Regions from separate parts of the Homo sapiens genome. Here region 2 is linked to region 1. The links are chromatin loops, found by intact Hi-C in ENCODE. Cell type or tissue: Caco-2. All regions are shown on one strand.

The links. A loop is a pair of places that touch in the nucleus more often than their neighbours do. Peaks named below come from ENCODE experiments on the same cell type or tissue, not always from the same donor. Only the 100,000 strongest peaks of a DNase experiment are listed, where the experiment ranks them.
Region 2: a loop joins it to region 1, with 12 times the contacts of the local background. A loop is called at or near these places in 1 of 110 quality-filtered maps.

Annotation. Positions count from the first base shown.
Region 1 is chr14:62,689,547-62,694,546 of GRCh38, forward strand. No RefSeq gene overlaps it. Among named protein-coding and RNA genes, the nearest start is that of KCNH5, 350 kb to the right of the region's middle. RefSeq lists an enhancer at 2,625-2,919 and a silencer at 2,625-2,919. In Caco-2, no CTCF peak of the experiment used is centred here; DNase peaks (open chromatin) are centred at 2,865 and 4,675.
Region 2 is chr14:62,418,897-62,423,896 of GRCh38, forward strand. The region is part of intron 1 of LOC105370529 (a long non-coding RNA gene); the gene reads left to right. Among named protein-coding and RNA genes, the nearest start is that of LINC00644, 280 kb to the left of the region's middle. In Caco-2, no CTCF peak of the experiment used is centred here; a DNase peak (open chromatin) is centred at 2,163.

The DNA.
Region 1 (5,000 bases):
CTCCCGTATGCCTCTGTAACGCTCCCTTTTAAGGCGTAGTAGTTTTATGTAGTATGAATCTAATGCATGTCTGTAAAATAACATACATTTGAAAAATTACAGGAAAACTAAAATGATATAGTTGTATATTGGTAATTCCACATATTCTAAAATGTTATTAGCATCATACCAGAATATACAGTAGTGATCTCTTCATTTTAACCTTTGAACCAAAAGGAACAAATCTGAAGAAACCTGAAAATACTGAGTAGAAGGTAGTCTCTCTAAGAGTCAGACAGTGAGGTATTAAGATATTCATTCACCATTTTATGATGTTGACATTTAACAATGTTAAGATAACATTCAACATTTGTTTAGTCAACAATGACTGATTACATTCTACACATGTGGCTCTTTGTTAGATCCTGGAGAAACAAGGGTATCCAGGAAATGTGGCCTTGGCCTTCACAGAATCAGCTTACGGGATCAGTAGAGTGAGAATGGGATTTAATTTTGTAAATTAGTGGGAGCCCAATCTGCACTTTACAGGCACAGAACCAGTGTATTTAGAAGCAGTATAGTCTGAGGTCCTAGAATTGTGAAACACTTTTCAATGGGCATCTTCTTTCAAAGCTTCACCGTGGCTTGAGGTGTTGCAGGGAAATGTAAGCCAAAAGACTTGGTTTGGAGAGATATTGAATCTCTCCAACTGTGAACAATTCTGCTTTGCTTGGAATAGTTCATGCTCTTTCACATCAAGTCATTCTGGAAAAATGACCATTAGCCAACAAGTCAAAAGAAAAATAATAGTATACTTTCCTCAACTTTTCCAGAATGAGTTTACAACACAAAGCAACAAAGACTTTTAAATTCCATGTTATTATAATTCTTAAGCTTGTGAAACAAACTATAATTTTTTAAAACAGAATATTATTGTATAGCCATATCACCTGCTTTACAGGATTTTTCACCAGAAAAATCTTCTTATTTTAGTTTAACTTAAAAAACAATGCACCAAAGAAAAGCAAAGCCTGCTGGAGAAACTAATGGATAGAACCCTGACTAAATAACTTTTCCATGAAATAAAGGGTCTGACTGAGAGCTTGAAAAGTAAACCAGCCCAAGATACTGAGTTGCCTGAATTGCAAGGAATAGATCTTGCCTAGATGTGCAACTATAATTTTTAAGGTGCTTTACTTTTAAAGATTTTTATAGTTTAATCTAGCATTTATTACCTGCATGAATGGATGAATACTAGACAACTATAAGAACAGTTCAGAATAGGAATGCAAAATTCCTCCTGAATTCTTTTCAAAATCAGCTTTTGAGATTAATAAAATCTCAAATCTCTCATTGGGATAAATAAAATCTTTTGAGATTAAAATCTTTGGCACCAAACTGCTTTGCAGCACCTATTAAGAAATAGTGTAAATGGGTTCCTTGAAATAGTCAGACATATTAAGCAGTGAAGGAAGCTTTGTAATTTCAAGCAATACCTCCCAAAAGTGCTAATGCCTCTGATCCCCCTTCCCAATAATTCACTAAAATATCTGAGAAGTGCCTAGTCTTATAGCTCAGAAATCAATTAATTGTCAACCTATTGGGACTGAAAAATAGTGGCAACGAGAGGCAAAAAGAAGGTGAGAGATGTAAACATTGTCTCAATACAATATATTCCAATACACCTTTCACCAAAGAAGATGATATAGAAAGGGCACAAATAAAGATGCTTAAGATCATTAATCATCAGGAAAATACACATTTAAACCACAGGAGATACCACTATAGACCCACTAAAATGTAACTAATCAGAAAGGCTGATAATACTACGTGTTAGCAAGGATGCGGAGAAACTGGAACCATCGTATGTGTTGTTAGAAGGAATGTGAAATAGTACAGTCACTTGAGAAAATAGTTTGGTATTTTCTTTAAAACTTAAACACACATCTACCAAAGGTCCCAGTAATTTTACTCCTACATATCCGCCCATGGCAAATGAAAACATATACCTACACAGGCATTATTTATAAAGCAAAAAAAAAAAATTAGAAATAATCTAAATGTCTATCAATTGGTAACTAGACAAAGTGGGGTATAACTGTGTATTGAAATACTCAGCAATAAAAATGAACTGCTGACACATTCAACAACATGGATTTACTTCCAAAGCATGGTTTAAGAGAAAGAAGTTTGGCACCAAAGCCTGTGTATTGTATGATTCTATTTAAGTGAAAGGTCTGTTAATGGCAAATCTAAGGAAAGAGAAAGCACAAGAGGACTGCCTGAGGCTTGGGAGGGTAGCGAGGACTGACAATGGGCATGAGGGACCAGCTTGGGGTAACAGAAACATTCTAGAACTGGATCATGGTGATGGTTGCACACCTATATGAATTTACTAAACCCATAGTATTATAGATTTATAGTGAATAAATGTATGCTAGTTAAACTATAATAAAGTTATTAATTAAGAAGCAATAAAGTTTCACAATGAAACTTCTCCAATAGATCTCACTGGTGCCAATGTACAAATACCAGACATAATTCATTTGTAAACAAAGTGTGGCTCACTGTCAGGACTAAGGGAAGCAAGATTCCTAGAGTCTAGAAATATCACCTAATTCTCAAAGAAATAAGAGTGGTGGCTATCAAGTTAAGATGATTACTTGCCTCATAAGCTTATTTCATTTACATGAATGAGGTGTATGTGTGTGTAATTATGTAGAAGCCATCACATTCAGTCAGATCTGCAATAATAGTGGTAATGGAAACATAAACCTAAGCAGGATTCTCAATGAGTTTTTGCACTGACGTGCACAGGCAAGCCCATATCTCTGCCTCTAAGCACATACTCTCTTTCCAAAGGTTGTGTAATGAGTGAGTCAGAGCTGTGTACACATAAGAAAGGAAAGAGGGCAAGGCAGGGCAGGAATTCAGCTCAATGAAGCCGCGGAGCCTCCATTTAAAAATGATACTAATGAGCCCACAGAAGACATTTTTACCAACATTTGTTAGATCCCCTACAATTTAAGCTATAATAAACTGGATAGTATCAAAACTAGGCTCATTTATAACTTGACAGACAGTTAAAAGAGTTATTTGATTGTTGAGCAGATTCTTCTTCCAAAATAAAAACTAATCCATTTTTTAAATTACAAATTTCACATGAAAGAAGCTAGTATCTGTGTATGAATACTTAAATATCAAATGAAAAAGACACAAATGTTCTGTAAAGTCTATTCTGAACTGAAAGTTATAGCATTGGACTGGGAATTTTTGCTTTGTCATGGCAGAATATGGTTCTGCTCTATTCAGACAGGCACAAAGGGACTGTGGGATGTAGAGATTATATACAGACTGAAAGGATGAGCATGGATCTGCCGTGCCCTAACCCCCAGCCTCTACTGTGGTGCTTTGCACTATTTCTAGGAATGTTCTCATGAGTTACTTTCTGAATAAGCCAACTTCTGACTGTGGCTGAATTGTGGGTCAAATCATTCACATAATGGTTTGTGTAATTTGAAAAGAGCAAGCAGCATGCCGTGTGGTCTAAATCAGGGAATCTCAACCTCAGCACTTTGGGCATTTGGGATGGGATAATACCTTCATTATGAGAGTTATTCTATTCATTGTAGGATGTTTAGCAGCATCACTTGTCCCTATCAACTAGATGCCAGAAGCACTGTCGCCCTAATTAGACAACCCAAAACACTCCCACAAATTGCCAACTATCCCCTAAGAGCAACACTGGCCCCAGTTGAGAACTACTGATCTACACGATCATTTCAAACTCTTTGGAGTAGTGAAAAGATTGTATAGAAACTTTGAAAAAGTATCATTTCCTTCACTGTTGAACTGTCCAGATAACTGTAAAGCTATTGATACCTTGAAAATGCAAAGTATCTTGAAAAGTGAAGACATTTGCAAAAAGCAAAGTGTCATTATTTCACTTTTATTGCATCAACGAACTCCACCATTAAGAACGGTGAAAGAGGAAAACACATTTGATCTAAGCATTCAAACTGGATTTAAAAAGAGATTCATTTTTACTACCTGGCTGATGCAGGTCCAAGCTAAACCAATCACCTTTATTATGAAATCACAGCAAAAGACAAAATCCAAAATTTATACACAGAGTATCACCACGTTTGACTACAAAGCCTTATGATATACAGAGACCCTCACTTAATTAAACCATCAAAGTGAGAACAGCCATAATGTGCTAATTTTTGTTGAGCAGTATTAGTTGATGGACACTAAAATTCTCCTGAATAAAGTGAATTATCATTCTGTTCTAGTGGCCTCCTGTTCACCCCGTCGGTGAGGGAGGAGTCCCCCACCCTAAATAATACAAGATGGCCAAACACCAAACCCTGGGCAGATGAAATAGCAATTTGTTGGTCACATATACTCACAGCCCAGAGGAGAAGAACATCCCATACCATGTAGGGCCACACTGGGGTTGGACTCAGAACAATCAGAGGCCATGGTGAGGCACACTTTGTAGTAACAAGGGGGTGAGATAACCCCTGGTTCCCACAGGAGGATGTGATTGGATTGTTTGAAGAAATTTGTTGGATGGCAAGAAAATGAAAGCCTGTTAGGTTGCAGACTGGTGGAGTGCAGCTGGTCTGACTAATAGGGAAACTAGCCAGGTGGAAGCCTTTTTCACTGGGGGTCAAGGGGACACATCTAGCAAGAACAAGGGAACTTATGGTTAGGTCTTTGGGGCCCGGTGACGCACAAACATATCAAGGCATCACATGGTGTTCTAGGCCACATAATACACATTGTCAGGGAGTTGGAAGTGTTTTATGATGTCTCACTCATTTTGAATGCAAAGAGAATACCAAGTGATAGATATATCCTCCTGCATGACTTAGCTGTACTGAAGCTTTTCAAAACAGGAGTGAGTCTTAAAGAAATAGACTTGAACTACTCTAAGCATTCTTTCAAGACTTTTAATAGTAGTAGCTATACTGGGTATAGTGCACACTTCTAAACACTGTAGGGAGCTATTAAAC
Region 2 (5,000 bases), 270 kb before region 1:
AAGGAAAAAGTAATAAAGTTGTAATGGTTTTTACTGCCTGGGTTCACCTCCCACCTCCACTTGTTACCAGCTGAGTGGCTTGTACAAGTTTTGACCTTCCTAAACTTCAGTTTCCATATCTGTAAAATTATGGTAATAGTATTTCCTCAAAGAATCATTGTAAGCACAAATAACAAATGTTCAGATGATTGCTTCAAAAATGTTCAATTAATGGAGATGGCATTGATGATAATGATTCCTTTCTCCCCAATAACTATGTTTTTTTGTGGTGGGAGTACAACTTTCCAGAATTGAGGACCTGCCATATTAAGACTTAGGTCTGCCATAAAATGTGAGATATTATTAAAATCTTGATGTTATTGTGGTTCTCTCTCCTTTCTTGGACTAGCCATACTTTGGTTTCTTTTTCCCGGACAATACACACATTGCACTCAGTTCTTGTCCCGTTTTTGACCTGCTTCATTGCTGCTAGGTAGTTTCATACACTAACACTTCCATGGGTTGGCAAAGATTACTGCTTTTAATTAAGACATTGGTCAGTAATTAGGACTTCTTGGTAAAATCAAATCACAAGCAAAATTTGACAAACTTAATAGGCTCATGGTGAGTGTATTAGTTAAGATTATTTGTTCCTGGCTATATAAATACAACCGACTGATTTAAACCAAGGGAAATGTATGGCTAGAATATTGCATGGCTCCTTGGATCATCAGGAACAGTGGACACAGAGGATAAGAAAACAGGCAGAAAGGAAATGAGGTAGATAGCATTCCAACCCTTTGCCAAGGCTATACCAGAGTGTCAGTCCAATGAAGCCACTGCTGCTCTGGTACAGATCACAGCTTGCCACCTCCTGTCCTACTATCCCTGGATGCTACTGCAGACATGTCTTCTATGACTGCCCCAGCCATTAGATGTCTCTACCCAGTCATGACAGCAGAAAATAATTCTTCATTACCACTGTTTCTAAGTTACGAATTCCATATTAAAATGCTAGCAGGATGTACCCATATCTGAGCCCAAGTTTAGTGCTCAAGCACTAGCTGCAGAAAGGGCTGGCAAAGTGAGAAACTTTGGCAGCTTCTGTGGTAAGAAGTAGGCTGTGTCTTCTACAAGTTTCATGAGATAGAGAATTCCCTAAACTTAAAGGAATGCTGGGAAGTCTACAATTGGTAAATTTCCATCTAGAAAGGTAGAAACGGGAGCCCTATGGGAGGGCAGTGATTCTTAAAATCAGAGTGTATTAGTGGTTGTTCTTATTTTTATCTATGTAATGAGTCTGCTTCTCTTGCACTTTGTTTCTTTACAATATTCCTAAGAAGAGTCTCATTATGACCTCAATAACACAGTTGATAAATGAGGTTTTTTAAATTGGTTGTTCATAGCTAGATTTTCAGCTCTCACTCTCTCTTTTATATCCCTAGTATTTGTATAGAATGAAATATGAGGAGCAATTGAAGCAGAAATTAATCGATGGAATTCCAAGTAGGAAGGAGCTGAGTTCAGATGCCAGCCCTGTCACTATCTAGTTGTGTGATTGGCAACATCATTTAATCTTTCTAGACCTTAGTTTTCTTCTCTATAAGATGGGGATATTATTACCCAATTTGAAAACTGATCCAAAGTTTAAAAGATTGCTTTTAAATTAACCTGGTAGAATGCCTAGCATAAAACAAAATATTAGATAACTAACAAATGATAACTTTTTTGTTATTTTTGTCTTCCTCTCTTAGAGAGTCATTGGCTACAAGGACTTTAGTGTATCTGCAATGCCTACAAATATTTTCTTTTTCTTGTTTCTCCTTCAGTCCCTCCTAGTTCCATTGTTTGCTGTGATAGCTACTGAGCTTTGTTTGATTGGCTACAGTAGTCAGACATCCAGAAAGATTGTAGTCTGCCATCCAGAAGATTTATTCTTCCTGTTGGACAAGGATGAAGCTATCCATAGCACTTGGGAAGAAGTCTTTCTTACTAGAAAAACAAAACAAAACAACAAAAAAGGAAAAGAAGTAAAGATTGGGAAGGGATGTGTCTTGTAGATCTGCTAGTGAGCAGCATATCACCAATAGAGCTGGACAAAACTAGCAATATGTTACCATTGAAGCTGGTAACACTTTATCTAGAGGAATGCACTACACAAATAACTTGCAACTCTGTAATGCCCGACTACATTCCTGGAAAGCTGAATGGCAACCTGAAACTCTCTTCTCTGTTTACCCATGTAAATCTGTCCAAGGGAACTCAGGTCTCAGCAGCTTATTTTCTTATTAATAAAAGCACAGAGTGATATGAAATTAACATATGTATCAACAGAAGCACAGATTGCATAAAGAGATCAGAATTCTCTCAGGATGATTCTGCCCATTAAGATAACTGCAGGGCATAATATTTCATTATGTGCATTCTAATTGAGGAAATAAACTTTCATTTTCTCTATTTTTGATATCAGCATTTGGGAATATTGAGACAATTTAGAATAAGCTCTGGCTTGTATAGACTTGAAAAGAAAATGAAATTTGTTTTTAAGCACTTACACATTGAACAGTAGCTCTTAGAAAATTTGTTAACCTGGGTCATATTTACACTCCTATTGCCAAACCAATGATTCGCTACTTAGGATGAATTTATGGTCCTTTCATTACTTAACAGTTATTTGTGTCTTAAACTAAGAAAGACAGTACCTAAATATAGAAAGTGTGTGCAAATGAGCCTGTATATGAATTTTAGTTTGTAGTTGTAATGGAGTATCTAACTCAACATGAAAAACTGGAGTTCCTAGGGCACAGGATTTAATCTAACAAATAATTATCTTTCTCAATAGTACCATAAAGAGAACCCTAATTAATGTGCTAACAGCTACTCCCTGTTTACAGGGCATTATCTCAGGTCTTGAGCTGTAACAAATATACATGAAAATTAATGCTCACAGAGCAGAGAAAGAATACATTTAATTGCTAGAACTATGCTTGTGAGACATTTCAATCAGAGACAGCACAAGAAGGGAATCTTAAAAAATTATCTCCTTGAAGTCCAAGCCTAAAATGAGCTATTCCTTATAAAATAATTTACTGTTTTGTTATCTACAGACATAACCCAGAGGTCATCTCCAATTCCCTCCTGGAATTAAATAACCTTGGAATCTTACACATTAGGGACCCTGGAGGTCACTAGTCCAATCCATATCTTAGATATGGGTCCTTGACAGATGGTTTTTTAATCACTAATGGGATCTATCCAGTGTTAGGAAGCTCACTGGCTCTTAAAGCAAACTTTCCCAGATAAACAGTTTAACAATGAACATGTATTATTCTAAAATTATTTTCTTGAAATGTGGCCTGATTTTTTTCTTTGTTCTAGCTTCTGAAGCCGTTTAGAAGAAGCGTAGACTATTTTTATCCATAGTAGCCCTTCAACTTTAAATTGAAATATATAAACATGTTTCTCCCATATTGTCAAACCACATATTTCCTTCTTTTTCAAATGTTACTAGTGTATTCTGGTTTTCTAGAATTAAAATATCATGGGGCCTCCACTTCCAGCAATGTTGGCTTAGGTAAACTTGCTATTGAAAGCAACTTATCATTTTGGAGGGGAAAATTGAAATATTTTCCAAAATATGTCAAAATACTAACAATATGATCAGAGCAGAGGATGAGAACCTAGAAGGGTCAGTAAAATACTTGGACAGCTTTTACCCTGGGGTCACTTATCAATGCATAATACACAGGCTGAGACACTAGGCCATACTTCTGGTGACCCTCAATTGGATAGGGAGACAAAACCCAGTATCTGGGACTCAACAATGGTACAGATTCTAGAAAATATCCTTCGTTTGGCTTTAAGATCTTTCATTTAAACATAAGGGCAGACTAGAAATAAACAAACCCTAGGATGGTATACAAGCCCTGCTTCATATCATCTGGGTTCCCTAGAAAATCTTAAGACTTTAACATATATAAAGATGATCCTGAACTGTTAGTTCCCCACGCATCTGACTGAGGCAAATGAAAAATAATCCCTGTCAGAAAATATTATCATTTTATAATTCAAATTATTTCTACAAATAACTTTTCAAATGCAGCCTTTAATGATTCGTTAAAAATAACTAGGCACATGAGAAGACAAGATAACAGGTGCAAAAATATAAGAAAAGAAAAACAGACAAAGGTAACATAGAGATTAGAAATAATTGGAATTATCCAGTCTATCACTGATGGGCATTTGGGTTGGTTCCAAGTCTTTGCTATTGTAAATACTACTGCAGTAAACATATGTGTGCATGAGTCTTTATAGTAGAATGATTTATAATCTTTTGGGTATATACCCAGTAATGGAATTGCTGGGTCAAATGGTATTTCTGGTTCTAGGTCCTTGAGCAATCGCCACACTGTCTTCCACAATGGTTGGACTAATTTACCCTCCCACCAACAGTGTAAAGTATTCCTATTTCTCCACAGCCTCACCAGCATCTGTTGTTTCCTGACTTTTTAATGATTGCCATTCTAACTGGTGTGAGATGGTATCTTATTGTGGTTTTGATTTGCATTTCTCTAATGACCAATGATGATGAGCTTTTTTCATATGTTTGTTGGCCACATAAATGTCTTCTCTTAAGAAATGTCTGTTAACCTTCACCCACTTTTTGATGGGGTTATTTTTTTCTTGTAAATTCAGCAAACACAGGAACAGAAAACCAAACACCACATGTTCTTACTCATAAGTGGGAGTTGAACAGTGAGAACTCATGGACAAAGGGAGGGGAACATCACACACCAGGGCCTGTCAGGGGATGGGGGGCAAGGAGGGGGAGAGCATTAAGACAAACACCTAATGCACACGGGGCTTAAAACCTAGATGACCGGTTGACAGGTGCAGCAAACCACCATGGCACATGTATACCTATGTAACAAACCTGCATGCTCTGCACATGTATCCCAGAACTTAAAGTAAAATTATAAACCAAAAAACACAAACAAAAAAAGAAATATTAGAATTATCAG